Linked DNA regions of Homo sapiens: region 1 is linked to region 2. Evidence: chromatin loops called from intact Hi-C (ENCODE). Cell type or tissue: IMR-90. All regions are shown on one strand. Links, peaks and the distances in the headings refer to the core of each region. The heading gives the core; the rest is flanking DNA. Region 1 overlaps WFDC1 (WAP four-disulfide core domain 1). Region 2 overlaps DNAAF1 (dynein axonemal assembly factor 1).

Region 1 (5,351 bases), core at 352-5,351, 130 kb after region 2:
GGCCACAGGAGGGCAGAGGGAACACTTTGGGAGGGGGAGAGAGCCCCTGGACTGAAAGAATGGGAAGAAATTGACAGGCACCATTGGGAAGCAACTCCCAGTTCCAGGCTCCTGGGTCAGGAACGCCCATGGAGTAGGACAGACCCAGGTTCGAGTCCTGCCTCTGACTCTTCTCAGCTGCTTGCTCTTGGGCAAATGCTTTTAGTTTTTTTGTGCCTCAGTTTCCTCATCAGTAAAGTGGGTTTAGAATAGCAGCAGCCCCAGAGGGTGATACTGAAGATTCAGTATGTGAGGACCCAGCACAGCATTGGCACACAGTAAGAGCTTACTAAATGCTGCCTCCCTTGCCATAAGCATGAATCACACAGCCCAGGCTCTAAGCCTGGTGTCTGTGTATGGTGACTGTGTGCCTCCGTTTCCTCACCTATGCAATGGGGACAGCAGTGGTACCTACTGGGGAGGGCTGGAGGCGACTTCAGGTGGTCCTCCGAGGGCAGTGCTCTTGCACATGCTGGGTGGCTGTTTCCGCATGGCCCCTTCTCTTAGGAACTCTGCGAGTTGTTTGCCCTGGTCTTATCCAGAAATGATGAGGTTATATCCAATCCCACTTTTCACTGTTGCTGGTGGGTTTCTCGTACGTGTATCTGCAGCCTCAGCTGGACTGGAGCTCCTTAGGTTTCTTCTGCATCTGCTGAGCATCTAACCTAACGCTATGGAGATGGTGGGCGTTCACTAAATCATCTGGGAGTGAATTGAGGGAGGATACAGCGGAAATGAAGAAAGACTGGAAGATATGAAGAATGAAGTTACTATGGGACGAGAGGCTTCTGAGTCCATTGATTAAAAATAAAAGGAGCCAGGCGTGGTGGCTGACGCTTGTAATCCCAGCACTTTGGGAGGCTGAAGCAGGCAGATCACCTGAGCTCAGGAGTTCAAGACCATCCTGGGCAACAAGGCAAAACCCCATCTCTACTAAAAATACAAAATATTAGCCAGGCGTGGTGGCGGGCACCTGTAGTCCCAGCTACTTGGGAGGCTGAAGCATGAGAACTGGTTGAGTCTGGGAGGCGGAGGTTGCAGTGAGCTGAGATCGTGCCCTTGCACTCCAGCCTGGGTGACAGAGTGAGACCTTTTCTCAAAATAATAATAATAATAATAATAATAATAATAATAATAATAATAAAAGGAATAAAAATCAGGTGAACTATGGATTAGCATTGCCCGTGCTGAGCCGAGCACACGCAGGTGTGGTCTCTTTTGATCTTCACCACAGACATCGGCAGCAGGTATTACTTTTGTGTCCATTTTGCAGATGACGCTCAGATACGTTAGTGATTTTCCTGTATGATCGCACAGCCATGGGGTTCAAACCCAGACGCGTCAGACTCCTACACCTGAGCCCTTAATCCCTGTGCAAAGCAGCCTTTGATGTATAAGAGATCATGAGCTTCGGTCCCTTCCATCTTGGGATATGGCTCCTAAGTTCTTGCCCCAAAGGATGTGGAGGTTCAGCTGTGAAAAAGAGTTAGGAAGCGTTCCGAGTAGAAGGAACAGTGTGCGGAAGCCTCCAAGGCCAGGAGGAGCAGCGAATCCTCAGAAACTGAGGATGGCCGAGTCCAGCTTTACATTTTGAAAGCATCCTTCCTCATCTCTGGAGTGTGGGATATCAAGACCCACTCCCCTAATTCACATCCGCATTAAGTGAGCATAGGAGTGTGATGATGCTTGCCCATAGCACAGCCTTACACAAACAAAAGGGCTGCCCCCACACCTGTGCAGGACCCCTGCTCTGCAGAACCCACTGCACAGGGCCCATGTGCAGATCAGCGAGTTAATGCATGTTAAGCACTTAGAAGGGTGCCCAGCAAACTGCCAGGGTGTGTTGACCACCATCATCCTCATCTTCATCATCATCATCATCATCACAGCTTTTGTTCCACCCGAAGAATATTTACTGAGTACTTGCTATGTGCCAGGCACTGTTCTACGAGCCAGGGACACAGGTAAGAACAAAACCAAGTTCCTGTCCCTAGGAGGGAGAAAAACAGCAAACAAATGAGTTCATAATACACAGTCCACCCAAGGGTGATGAGGTGTGTGAAGCTCCACAAAGCAGGGAGAGGGGGAAGGGAAGGCTGTATGAGCAGATCCCAGGTAGGTGAGAGCCGGGCAGATATGGTGGGTGGGCGGGGAAAGAGCCAGTGCAAAGGCCCAGAGGTGGGACTGGGTGGCTGGAGAGAATGAGTAAGGAGGGGAGTGCTGGAAGAGAGGTCAGAGACGTGGAGGGGGTCAGGGGAGTCAATTCCAGTCCGACCTCTAGGCCAAGAACCTTGGCTGTTAACTCCTTTAACCCATGGGGCCAGGGATAAATTGGAGGGTAAGCTGTTCATGTCTCTGAGTAAAAGCTATTTCCCAGAACTCCAGAAAACGCCCTGTGTTTAGAACCCTCTTTGAGTGTCACCTTGCGTGACATGAAATATTTTTCAAAACATGTAATCCTTTAATCTGGGCCTCTCAGTGAAATCAGTGCTTTATCACTCACGACCATCTGTTGTTTCAGTCACGCAGTAAATAACTCGGGAGATGTGGCTTCTAAGGCGCTTATCTCTTTGTTCTCTCCAAATTCTGAGAAATGACATTTGAATTTTCCTCTGAGACGGCGGCACAGCTCAAATTGATCTCTGCGTACCCTCCCATCTGGGACTGCCATTAAGGAAGTCCCAGGACTGGGAGGCATTTGTGGTGGGTGAAAAGTGTTTTGCTTCTGATCACCAGGTTCCATTAAATTTCATAAATGAGGCTTCATCGAAAAATAAGCTGGGCGGAAAAATAAGCCGCCCCCTCCCGACGACGTACGGTGTATTCTTAACCACCCTCCGAAGGAGGCTGGGGCGCCTGTCATGTTAGATTAGGATTAAAAATTGCGGACCCCAACATGGGTCCAATGTAGTTAATTCTGCAGCAAGTGAACTGAGAGCTAATGGCGTGGGATTATGCACCTGCTGCGGCTGGAAAGTTATTGGTGGTGGTTACAGGGGTGAGGGAGATTGGGCGGAGAAAGGGGTGATAAAAGGTGATAAAAGGTCCACGCTCTGGTCTCCCCTCTGTCTTTGGGGAAAACCATTCACCTCCTTAAGGCCTCGTCTCCATATCCACCAAATGCCAGCTTAGTGGTCATTTTCACTTTTCGTGAATTTAACAGCCAATGTTTACAAGAGTAAAAAGAAGGGTTCTCTGGGTGAAGCAGGGATGGGGGCCAGGGGCCCCCCTCCCAGGCTTTCCTGCCGCACCACCCCCCGCTCCTGCTTGGCCATTCCTGCTCTCTGCCCCTCATGCCCTCAGTCTCAGGCCCTGAGGCTCCCTGGGGGCAGCTGAAAACCTCTGGCCTTGGTGATTCCACCAATTCCCAGGGGCACCCGGCCCGGACCTGTTCCCAGGGACCTGGTGCCCCCTGCAGGGCACTGGTGACACCGTGTGCAATTTGCAGCTACCCAGATAGGCACGCAGGAAGGACTGCGCTCGGTCCCAGCCAGGCAGGGACAGACACAGCCTCTGCTCTCAGTGTGGGGTGGCGAGGGCCTAAAAATGAAGAATCATACTAGAAACATCCCGACGAGTCTGGGGAAAGCTGCCCTCAGAAGGCTGTTTAAGCTGAGGACTAAAGGGTGATTTGGCCAATTGAAGCTGATGGGAGGCCTTCCAGGCAGAGGACCAGCACGTGCCAATGATGATCGGTGGCACTGTGCTAGATGCCAGCCTGAGTGTAGATGCCCGCCTGGGTGTACACTCCATCCTGAGTGTAGACACCAGCCTGGGTGTAGACGCCATCCTTGGTGTAGATGCCATCCTGAGTGTAGATGCCAGCCTGGGTGTAGACGCCATCCTGAGTGTAGATGCCAGCCTGGGTGTAGACGCCATGCTGAGTGTAGACGCCAGCCTGGGTGTAGATGCCATCCTCAGTGTAGATGCCAGCCTGGGTGTAGATGCCAGCCTGGGTGTAGACGCCAGCCTGGGCATAGATGCCATCCTGGGTGTAGACACCAGCCTGGGCATAGATGCCATCCTGGGTGTAGACACCATCCTGGGTGCAGACTCAGGATACCCCAGGAGGGAAGTTCTGTAGGGAGAAACTGATGCTTGCCCAAGGTCACACAGCAAGTGAGTGGCAGAGAGGATTTAAGCCCTAGAGCCGGGATTTGAACCAAGGCCGTTAGCTGTGGAGCCCGCTCTGGTTGCCCGTCTGCTCTGCCGGATGAGACAAGCTCAGCTGGAGGAAACGGTTTGAAGAGATGAATGTGCTTGGAGGGCGAGGGGAGGAGGGAGGGCAGTTTGCTGGCATGTAAGGACAAGGAGGGTCGGGGCGATGAGATGAGGCCAATGTATCCTATATCTAAGTTATTAAATCGAAAAAGTAACATGTACCTGGTTGGCGCAGGGCTCGGAGGTCGAGTGGGGAGCTGGGACTTTGTCCCGAGGGTGCTGGGAAGCCTCTGGGGCCTTGGAGCACAGAGGTGACCAAATCCACAGGTGCCTTTCATAAAGCCTCTTTGGGCTGCAGTTTGGAGAATGGATGGATTTGGAGGCATCGAGGCCAGGGACGAGGCCACTGTGGAGGCACTGATGGGGACTTGGGCCTGGGGTGGGGTTCATTTATAGAATGTGCCTGGCAGAGGGACAGATATCAAGTTTCCAGGGGCCGCCGTAACAAATGACCACAAACTGGGGTGGGAGGGGTGGTTAAGCCAACAGAAATGAATTGTCTCATGGTTCTGGGGCCAGAAGTTCAGCATCAGCTTCACTGGACTGAGATCAAGGGGTCAGCAGAGCCGCGCCCCCCCAACTCCAGAGGTTCCTTCCTTGCCAATCCCTGTTCCGGTGGCTGCTGGCAATCATGGTCACTCCTTGGTCTGTAGACGCCATCTCTGCCTCCCTCTTCACATGACTTTCTTGTGTGCATGTGTGTGTGCGTGCGTGTGTACATGTGTGTGTGGGGGGGGCGTGCTTGTGTGTGTGTGTGTGTGTGATCTCCCTCTGCTCCCCTCTTCTCAGACACTTGTGACTGGATTTAGGGCCCACTGGAAAATGCAGAATCATCTCCCCATGTCAAGATCCTTAACCTAATTGCGTCTGCAAAGACCCTTTTTCCTTTGCATTTAGGATTCCAGGGAGTAGGGCCTGGTGTCTTTGGGGACCTTTATTCAGCCAACTGTATGTGCAGGAGGAGACACAGGAGGCTCGAGGCCCTCCCTTGAAGGGGTCGCTCACTGGTTAAATGCGATGGCGGATTTCTATTAAGACACCGAGAAAGAGTGACAAGGGAGGGTGGGTGTGGGACATAGAAGCGGGGGTGG
Region 2 (5,370 bases), core at 215-5,214:
CTCCGTGGACACCGCCCAGCAGGTAGCTTAGGCTCTCACTGGCCTTCTGGCTCATGGAGGTGTGACGGTTCAGTGTCCCATCCCCTTGAGTGAATGTTTGATCGCAGCCTTGCCTGTCACTCTTCCCTGAAGCTCTTCCCATTTTGTTGACAGTCTCAAATGCTTAGGCCCACAAGAATGGTACCATGGGAATTCACACATTGTCTCACAACCCCCCAAGAACTGTCCTTTGATGGGGCACGAATAGGAGAGGCATTTCTGGGTACCTCTGACCTTATACCTTGGAGAGGTGGTCCCCTGCCCACTTCCTTGTTAAACTTCTTCTAAACTGGTGTTTCTAATGTTCAAACTTCAGAATTTCACATGGCCCAGTAGGAGTTAAAGTGATCGGCCAGGCATGGTGGCTTACGCCTGTAATCCCAGCACTTTGGGAGGCCGAGGTGGCTGGATCACGAGGTCAGGAGATCGAGACCATCCTGGCTAACATGGTGAAAACCCATCTCTACTAAAAATAGAAAAAAATTAGCCAGGTGTGGTGATGGGCACCTGTAGTCCCAGCTACTTGGGAGGCTGAGGCAGGAGAATGGCAGGAACCTGGGAGGTGGAGCTTGCAGTGAGCCGAGATCACGCCACTGCACTCCAACCTGGGCGACAGAGCGAGACTCCATCTCAAAAAAGAAAAAAAGAGTTAAAGTGATCACGGTCAGAATTCACAGTGGGTTTCTAGTTTTCTGGAGCTATGTAAAAAAAAGAAACAAAGGCCAGGTGTGGAGGCTTACACCTGTAATCCCAGCACTTTGGGAGGCCAAGGTGGGTGGATCACATGAAGTCAGGAGTTTGAGACCAGCCTGGCCAACATGGTGAAACCCCATCTCTACTAAAAATACAAAAACATAAAAAATAAAAAAAATAAAATTAGCTGGGCGTGGTGGCAGGTGCCTATAATCCCAGCTACTCGGGAGGCTGAGGCAGGAGAACTGCTTGAACCTGGGAGGCGGAGGTTGCAGTGAGCCAAGATCTCACCACTGCACTCCAGCCTGGGCAACACAGCGAGACTCTGTCTCAAAAAAAAGAAAAAGAAAGGGACATAATTGGGCAATTTATCTCTCACATTTGAGAACTGACCATATAGATAACTACAACACTAATAGCTAATGTTAATTGGTTTCTTATTATATGGGTGACACCATTCTAAGCATGACTTGTATTGATTGATGTAACCCTTCCTACAACTCTAAGCAGTACATACTATTATCATCCCAATTTCCCAGATGAGGAAAATGAGAAACAGAGAGGTTAGGCAACTTGCCCAAAGCCAGACAGCTAGAAAATGGTGGTGGGGGAGTAACAACCTAGGCACCGTGGCTCCAGTTCATGCATCCAACCACACACTATGCTGCCTCCCCAACCACGCACTGGTTGTTATGGACAAAGATACCGAACAAACACCCACAATACAAAACAAAAAAGTCCTACAAGTTTTGGGGAGGTACAAAATATATTACTTTTATACCACATAGAGTTTTCGGACTAGTTTGTACAGAGGTGCATTTGGTTTGGGTCCCATTATTTCCCCCAAGATGAACTGGCTGTGTCTCTTAATAAAAAAGCAGAAAAAAGATGTGGAAATTCTTTAAACACGTCACACCTTGCAAGTTCCCTTTCATTTATTAGATCCAGACACCTGAGGTGGCAACGCTTGCTTTGTGTGTATCTAGAGTTCCTTTTGGTGGGGAACAGGCAGGCGAGTCACCTGAGTGATTTGAGTAACTGTAACTAAGGCTGGGTTGACTGCGTGTTTGCCTTTATCGTGCCTATCAGAACGTTGACAGTGCGTGTACCTCCCTGGTGATGTGCGGCTCACTTGCTCTTTCAGGACCTACCTGACTTGGAAGATGATGATGAAACAGGCAAATCTCTGGAAGACCAGGTTAAGGTCATTAGAAACCATTTTCCCACAGGCAGCTTAATTCCACCTTCGTTCTTGTCGTTTACCGTTTCTCTCCTAAACTTGAAAGTAAAATGTTCCCTGTGCATAAAGCATTGAATTCCCCCATATTCTTTTTCTTTTCTTTTCTTTTCAGGCAGAGTCTGGCTCTGTCACCCAGGCTGCAGTGCAATAGTGTGTTCTTGGCTCACTGCAACCTCCACCTCCTGGGTTCAAGCAATTCTCCTGTCTCAGCCTCCCAAGTAGCTGGGATTACAGGCATGAGCCACCACGCCCAGCTAATTTTTGTATTTTTAGTAGAGATGGGGTTTCTCCATGTTGGCCAGGCTGGTCTCGAACTCCTGACCTCAAGTGATCCACCCGCCTCAGCCTCCCAAAGTGCTGGGATTACAGGCGTGAGCCACCGCACCCAGCCCACATCCCCCATATTTTCACCTTGCTGAAGGAAATGCCATTTGTTCTTGTTCAATTTCTTTAAGATTTTATGATGAACCACTTGAAAATCTATTGCTGGTTTGTAACAGCTGAGTACAGTGCATAGTTAGCTGAAAGTACTTTCTGTCATTAAGATGTATTTCTATGTCCATCCTATGAATGTCTGTCTGAATATAGGGGAAGGAAATGAAAACAGGAGAGGGGAAAGAAAGGGGTGAGTCTGTGAGGCACAATGGGGAATTCTCTCAGAGTGACGTGACCCTACTCCACCCAGAGGCCATTACTGGCATTACCAGGAGCCCACACGTGCCAGACCCGTACCCTGAGGGAGAAGGAGGCATCAGCCATCATCTCTGAGCACGAGCTCAGCAGCAAAGAAAACAGACACAGTTACTGTGGGGGGCCTGCTGTCCAAGGAGCTAAGTCCCAGAGAGTCTGTGAAGGAAACGGGGTTCAGGGGCATGCCAAGCAGAGCCCAGGGCTCAGGGGTGCGCCCTCTCAGGTACCAGGAGGGTGAGGAATAGCCAGTGGCTGGGGGAGCAGAGGGCAGAGAGAAGGGCATAGACATGAGCTGTGCCCAGGGAGTGGCCACCCCCAGGCCTAACTTTCAGAGTCCTGTGTTCCCTTGGGCCTTTCTTGGATGTGGCAACAGAATACTTTGTGACATTGGGTGAAAAAGCAGAACTGGCATGGTGCATTGTAGAGCGATTCTGTTGTGAAAACAGAAACTTTCAGACACCTTTTCTTCTGTAAATAGAATATGTGCTTTCCGAAGATTGAGGTCATCTCGAGCTTGAGTGATGACAGTGACCCTGAACTGGACTACACGTCACTCCCTGTGCTGGAAAACCTCCCCACAGACACTCTGTCAAATATATTTGCAGTCTCTAAAGACACCTCAAAGGCGGCTCGGGTGCCCTTCACAGACATCTTTAAAAAAGAAGCTAAGAGGGACTTGGAAATCCGAAAACAAGACACCAAGTCCCCAAGACCCCTGATCCAGGAGCTCAGCGACGAGGACCCCTCTGGCCAGCTACTGATGCCCCCCACCTGCCAAAGAGATGCTGCACCACTCACTTCCAGTGGAGACAGGGACAGCGACTTCCTTGCAGCCTCTTCTCCGGGTAAGAGCGTGGGGCCGAGAGCACAGTGGAGACAATGTTGGCTCCCCGGCCTGGGATGGGTGGGGCAGGGCAGTCACTCAGCCTTACCCTGAGCTTTCATGTTGCTGGAGGGGTCACCCAGGACAGACCACACAGATCCTCTGAAGGTCCCATTCCTGAGTTCACGGGTCTGAAGCTGCCACTTGCTGGTAGCCAGCCTGGGCCAGGAAGCCACCGAGCCAGCCTCCTCTTGGGCAGCCGAGTCTGACTGTGTGTGGGGGTCACAATCCCCCTGTGGTCATGCAGATCTCCTGGGGCGGGGGCCTAATGACCGTGCATTTCCACCCCCTCCTCACCATCCCTGGCCTCAGCCTTTCTAGACCAGGGCTTTTGGAGGGGACCACCAACACCACTGCTGGGGAGTGTGGGGCAAGCGAGGTGACAGCCACACAAGGGCGTGGCTGCTTCACAGTGACCCAGGCCCGGGTGAATCACAGGCCAGTCCTAGTGGCCTTCAAGGCAGGGAAGGCAAAGGGGCAAAGGGGCACCAGGCAGGGACGGCAGCCAGAGGCCTGGCTGCAGAAGACCCAGAAAAACATGCTGAATGTACCGGGGCCTCCCCTCATACTGCAGGCTGGTACATGTGCCTGGCAGATGCGGTTTTGGGGAGCAGCCGGTTAGTGCTGAGAACAAGCAAGCTGGGACTGTTTTTTCATTCAGCATCTGCCTTCAGGTGCACTCCCAAATTGGGGGCTGTGTGGAGCCCAGACCGTGCTACTCTCATCCAGCACGCATCGGTGGCCAGGCTTTTTCCTGAAGACAGCTGCCTGGCTGACTCCAGACTTGCAGGCAGGAAGCAGGGAGTGGCCTGAGTGCATTTCCCGGGAACACTGAGTGGCCTTCTCTTCCACTCTAGGAACCAGCACAGAAAAGTGCAGTCTGAGCTGGAGCCCGTGCAGCCTCGGGCGGGGGCAGGCCTGGAGGACGTTGAATAATTTGTTTTTGTTTGTTTTGTTTGAGACAGTCTCGCACTGTGGCCTAGGCTGGAATGCAGTCATGTGATCTTGGCTCACTGCAACCTCTGCCTCCTAGGTTCAAGCAATTCTCCTGCCTCCGCCTCTGAAGTAGCTGGGATTACAGGCACCCGTCAAGGGATTTTCCTGCCTCAGCCTCCCCAGTAGCTGGTATTATAGGGGCCTGCCACCACGCCCAGCTAATCTTTGTATTTTTAGTAGAGATGGGGTTTCACCATGTTGACCAGGCTGGTCTCGAACTCCTGACCTCAGGTGATCTGTTTGCCTCGGCCTCCCAAAGTGCTGGGATTACAGGTATGAGCCACCACGCCCAGTTGAGGACACTGAATTTGGCCTGGACTGAACCCCAAGGCTGCCCCCCTGTCCTTGCAGTCACAGTGACAGGGAGAAAGCACAGGTCACCCTTCCTTCCACAGTGCCGACTGAGAGCGCCGCCACACCCCCAGAGACGTGTGTCGGAGTTGCCCAGCCCAGCCAAGCTCTGCCCACGTGGGACCTCACTGCATTCCCAGCACCGAAAGCATCATAGTTTTCCCCAGTTATATGTAGCATAAATGGTTTAATCATAAATGTCTCCCTTAGGCATGATAAACATTTTAACACCCACGCGAGTCAGTGTATGATTGGGCTAGCTCCTGTTTGTGTGAGTCACATGCAATTCCTTTCACCAGCCAACCTGAAAAAAGACCTTTCTCTTACTATGTCATCAGAAACCAGACAGACCCGGGTCCCTGCAAAATCTCAAGTGAGCATTTTCCCCACAGGAAAACAGAATCTTCCACTGCAGCTAGAGAAACTCCGAGGAAGAGGGACTTGATGCTTTAGACATCAAAATGAGAAGGGGAGGGAG

The links. Hi-C counts contacts between places; a loop is a spot of excess contacts. Peaks named below come from ENCODE experiments on the same cell type or tissue, not always from the same donor. Only the 100,000 strongest peaks of a DNase experiment are listed, where the experiment ranks them.
Region 1: a loop joins it to region 2, with 4 times the contacts of the local background. A loop is called at or near these places in 6 of 110 quality-filtered maps.

Annotation. Positions count from the first base shown.
Region 1 is chr16:84,304,866-84,310,216 of GRCh38, forward strand. All of the region lies in intron 1 of WFDC1 (WAP four-disulfide core domain 1), which reads left to right. Among named protein-coding and RNA genes, the nearest start is that of WFDC1, 13 kb to the left of the region's middle. RefSeq lists an enhancer at 1,687-2,886. In IMR-90, for the core only: a CTCF peak has its summit at 3,460 (motif pointing left); no DNase peak of the experiment used is centred there; H3K27ac peaks cover 420 bases.
Region 2 is chr16:84,172,793-84,178,162 of GRCh38, forward strand. It overlaps DNAAF1 (dynein axonemal assembly factor 1), which reads left to right. Exons shown (of 12, transcript NM_178452.6): 10 at 1,877-1,930; 11 at 3,141-3,507; 12 at 4,937-5,126. The coding sequence ends at 5,049. TAF1C (TATA-box binding protein associated factor, RNA polymerase I subunit C) reads right to left here. Exons shown (of 15, transcript NM_001243156.2): 15 at 5,063-5,370. Among named protein-coding and RNA genes, the nearest start is that of TAF1C, 12 kb to the right of the region's middle. In IMR-90, for the core only: a CTCF peak has its summit at 2,660; DNase peaks (open chromatin) are centred at 4,449 and 5,119; H3K27ac peaks cover 1,101 bases.